Regions from separate parts of the Homo sapiens genome. Here region 2 is linked to region 1. Evidence: read pairs that join two places in POLR2A ChIA-PET (ENCODE). Cell type or tissue: OCI-LY7. All regions are shown on one strand.

Region 1 (2,500 bases):
TATAACCCTTTGTGTGCTCTCAAACTATTTGCTAGATTCAAAATAAATTTCCTTACCATGAGTGAGATTTCCCATAACATTAGACTCCAGATTAATCATTTCTCTTGTCAGAATATGATGGCCTCAGTTATTAAAACGTGGTGGTTGTGAATCAGCAAAATGTCTAAAATGAATGACATATTGTAATAAAGTTTTAAAAACTTTCATATCTGCCAAATAAAAATATTTGTATATGGAAGATCCACTTCTGTGAAAAGTCTCTTGTGCAACTGCAGAAGCAGAAAATAGGTTCAGAAGTTTCATTTGGAACACAACAGAGACATGTCTTTCCATTTCAGAGGTGTTGAGTTTTGAGGTGATTCAGTTAACTTTGATCGTTTTGAAACAATGAAAATAATTTCTATTACCATCATAGGACATCATGCAGAACAACAAAGAGCTAGTACAAAGTGTACCATGCTGACTGTTGTGTAGATAAAGCAAAACAGTACCAAATGATTAGTTAGCATTTTACATTTAGAATGCAACCCAGCCGGGCACAGTGTCTCATGCCTGTAACCCCAGGACTTTGGGAGACCGAGGCAAGCAGATCATGAGGTCAGGAGTTCAAGACCAGCGTGGCCAACATGACGAAACCCCATCTCTACTAAAAATACAAAAAAAAAAAAAAAAAAGAAAAAAGATTAGCTGGGCATGGTGGTGTGTGCCTGTAGTCCCAGCTACTTGAGAGGCGGAGGCAGGAGAATCCCTTGAACCAGGGAGGCGGAGGTTGCAGTGAGCCAAGATTGCGCCACTGCACTCCAGCCTGGATGACAGAGGGAGACTCCATCTCAAAACAAAAAAAAAAAAGAATGCAACCCTATACTATTTTTAAACACCTATGTGAGACGTAGTTACAAGGCTGTTTAAGGAGGGGAGGACTGACAGCAAATAGAATGTTTGTGATAAAATAAATTTGTGCTCTCACAGTTTCCCATCTTTGAGGCAAATGGAATTAAAGGCAAATTATTCCATTTTTGAAAGTTCCTCAAATGTGGAATTTCAGATGTTTACTGTATAGGGAAGTAGACTTTCAACTGTACATTGGAGTCATTGTTTTGCTGCTTTTTCACCTTGCAAGTTGCTAGGTTCTGCTGCAAAGATTTTTAAAGCCTGCTTTGTTAGCAGCCTAGGACACATCCATGACCTTACCAAAGTGAAAGTGAAAGCTCTTAGTTTTTCTTTTTTTTTTTTTTTGCAACAGTAAATCTACTAATTTTACAGTCAGTTGAACAGCAATAGATTAATTTGTGTAAAGTCTGCATTCACAAAGAAAATCTAAACTTCAGTGGCTTGAATGCCTGAAACTGCAGTGTGATATTTGAAGGGTAGACACTCTTACAAACTTGCCCAAGAAGGATGCAGGCAGTTCACTGTCACCTGCTTCTCGGCACAGGTGCTGACCCCTCGGTCGACTCGGGGCCTCCTGATGGGGTAGCAGGAAGGCTGGGCCTTTGTGTGCTACAGAGAACGCTTTTCCAATAACTGGGCTAGTTCTCTCCAGCAGCCACAGGAAACAGAAGAAAGAAGAGGTTAAGGGCCGCCACGAGGGTCAGAATGGGTTAAATTTAGTTAACATCAGAGGTTATAGCTTTTAACAAGAGCTTCAAGAAAACTTATTCGAAGATGCAATTTGTTTCTTCTTTGTCCACTGTTATTTTTTTCCCCCTATTGATAGTGACAGCTTAACAAAGTTTTTATATGCTAAAGGTTTTCATCCCTTAGAGAATAAAGAACTGTGTTCCTAAAAAGAGATGCAGGTGGAAAACTTCATAAAGCTTCCATGATTTCCAAATTGGGAGCTTTGAAATAGGCTCCCTGCTTGGCTAAGTCAAAAATAATCTGTGAAAAAAAAACCTCTATTGGAAATGGAGGAACGCTCCAGCAGTCAGATGCAGAGCTCCAACTTCTAGAAGATTCTTTGTGTGAATTTTTCTCTCGGCCATCCTAGTAAACTTTTCCCAGTTATTCAAAATTATCAAAGCGGCCTTCTCTGTAGGTGCATTTCTTCAAATTTAGAACATAATACTGGGCAGGACTAGTTGTTTATTGCATTTCTATGTAAGCAAAGAAAGATAGCCATAGATTTCTGCGTATGTCCTTTATGCCCGCTCTTAAAATTCTGTTACTCTGCAGTTTCTGTTCAAGAACTGAACTGTTACGGAAATTGGGCTTTCAAAAGAGAGTCATGTAAATTCTAGCGCTTCAACTGGAAATGTATGATTACCTAGGACTGATACTCAGTGTCGCGCATCATACTAAGGCCTTATGTGTTTTTCAGCTGCATTTCTCTGATAAATACGAGGCTTAGCTTTTGAATGAGTTTAATCATTTATTTAGCTGAGATTTTCAAATGCTGAACTTGGGTTTTCAGAGCCATGTTTCTACCTGACGGTCAGCAAGGAAAATGTAATCTACACATCTAAGTGCTGAACTATAATCTGCATTTGAAAATGTGTTT
Region 2 (2,500 bases), 180 kb after region 1:
CAGCCTCCCTAAGCCTTGGTTGCCTAAACAATAAAAGGGAAACAGGAACTTCAAGGGTTCATCTCAGACTTGGTGAGGTAATATATATTATTCAGTAAATTGCTGTGCACATGATATTTTAGTTAACATACATAACTATCAATAGTCTATCTATGATTACTATTAAAATTATAACTATAAAATGATTATTTTTTTAAAAATTCTTAATAGATTTGTTCAGTGCTCTATAGTTACAAAGTAACTATATATATATATATATATATATATATATACATACACACATATATATATATAAATTGTATTTAATCCCCCTAAGAATTCTGAAAGGATAGTAGAAATATCTTCATTTTAATCGCATAGCTTTGTGACCTTGAATATCACAGGATCACAGAGCTAGTAGGTGCGGAACTGGGACTCATTTTCTCACCACTATATTGTGGCTGCTTTCTTATTCTCTTAAGGTTACTTGATGGTGTCCTAGATTTAAAACTGTAAAGGAAGAACTGCATAATTTGTCTTCTAAAAGCACTGAGAGGTGTTTTAGGGACTATATAAAGATAGAACAGTTACTGAGTAAGTCTATTCAGTCTGGATTTTTCGGGTAAGAAATTCTGCTCTGAAGCTTGTGTATTGCAGATCACAATAATCATAGACACATCACATAGCATTGGGATAGTGTTAGTGTTGGTACTTAAAGTGTTGTCCTCTAAAGGTAATGATCCTGGGCTAAAATATTATAATTATAATCTGTCTCCTCATCGTTTCTCCCTAGGGTGACCATACATGCCATCTAGGCTTAAATATTGGTAATTTTGAGTTAAATTTTCAAAAACCAGATATTATTTAGTGTTAGGCAAGTTGTTAACTTCTCTAAACCATAATTTCCTCGGTTTTATATGACAAAGTTAAACCAGATGGCCTCTAACTCTAACATTTGAGAAACTTTTCCCTTACATTTTTTAATAATATAGATTGTATTTAATGGATCTTTACCCAAACATTTTGGTTCAGGTAATTAAAATGAAAGTTATAGTGAAAAGATCCTTGAAACTTTTCTAAAAACACTGGGCGTTCAGGAATTAATATAGTGTATGTCCCGATTTCTATCAAGCAAACGCTAAGAGAGAATTGTAAATTTAGGGGTCTAATATTTCAAATGAGATGTGAAAGTATGGTCCCAAGCATTTGTACTGAAAATGCAGCGCCCCTTTCTTGGTAAGCGTAAGAGTGTATTAGACTTTGGGAGGAAGCCAAATTATGCTGTTTGGATAATCAGCATGATCTATCTCTCAGAATTTTCCCCTGCGGTCTCAATTGGGTACCTATTCTATTTTTAACTTAGTTCTAAACTCTTTGTTAGCATTGCTCCATCCAATTAAGCTGCAGCTGCTGTTCCATCCCTAAGGATTGTTTATGTTTCAGTGGATGAGATGGTCCTAATATGTACGGCTACTTAAAGTATAGTTTTAATTCAGGGACAAGAAAAGATTGTGTTTAAGTTTGTGATATTTTTTAAAACAATGCATAGTTAAACATTGGCTCTAGAACATGCTTTCACATTTCCCTTCTTAGTTATATCATCACATATAATTTATAAGTCTCTGAATGATAAAGTGTGGTTTGCTGGGTTTTGGTTGTCTTGCAGCTGGTTTCTGATGCCAGAATCATCGATTGTATTACTCTCTGTGGTTTCTTTCTTTTGGCAGCTGATGTGTTGTTGGTATGATATGTGTTATGATATAAAGGTAAAGGTTGGATTAATCGTAATAGAATTTTCCATGCCTTGGGTTTTTCTCCATACTATAGAGATTAGTCTCCATGAGCTGCTTCCTTCCTTCCTTTCAGTTAATCTCTGCAGCCTTTCTAGTGGTTCCTCCTGTGCTGTTGAATTCAGCATCTGTAAGAATGTGTTTGCATTGTACCAGAGCTCTACAACTTTGGCCAGCTAAGAAGGAAGCATCTCTGGGAGCTTTGAATGTCAATATAAAACCTTATTTGCACAGTTGTGCACTTTTGGCTGACTTGTTCAGTGGACCATCTAAGTTCATCACTTTGAACTTTTATAAACATTTTCCTTAAAGGGATGCTGCTCTCAAAGTTAGGTTTATGTGTATGTTTAAGCGCTTAACTCTATTAACTACTCCTTTATATAAATATGGAATTTTCCCAAAACACTTGTATATATATTAACTAAGTTTTTAAAATTGTAAAATGGGATTTAAAATTACCTTGTCCTACTTAATTTCATTGCCGTATAAATTGGCACCAGAAAAACAACTTGAAACTTGACGGTGTAGGGTTTAAAGAGTTAAGAATTTACTGATGGGTTTTAATACATTAAAAAAAATTTTTTTTTTTTAGAGATAGGGTCTTGCTGTGTTGCCCAGGCTGGCCTCAAACTTTTGAGATCAAGCCATCCTCCCCCATCAGCCTCCTGAGTAGCTGGGACTACAAGCATGTGCCACCACACTGGCATAAATTTTTTTTTTGTATAGTATAT

Evidence for each region. Peaks named below come from ENCODE experiments on the same cell type or tissue, not always from the same donor. Only the 100,000 strongest peaks of a DNase experiment are listed, where the experiment ranks them.
Region 2: POLR2A ChIA-PET joins it to region 1 with 11 read pairs; 16 of 35 experiments call an interaction of 5 or more read pairs at or near these places.

The regions. Positions count from the first base shown.
Region 1 is chr13:27,454,311-27,456,810 of GRCh38, forward strand. No RefSeq gene overlaps it. Among named protein-coding and RNA genes, the nearest start is that of MTIF3, 5.0 kb to the left of the region's middle. RefSeq lists an enhancer at 1,343-1,462. In OCI-LY7, no CTCF peak of the experiment used is centred here; a DNase peak (open chromatin) is centred at 1,451; H3K4me3 peaks cover 932 bases; H3K27ac peaks cover 958 bases.
Region 2 is chr13:27,635,455-27,637,954 of GRCh38, forward strand. It overlaps a transcript of POLR1D not described here. Among named protein-coding and RNA genes, the nearest start is that of POLR1D, 15 kb to the left of the region's middle. In OCI-LY7, no CTCF peak of the experiment used is centred here; no DNase peak of the experiment used is centred here.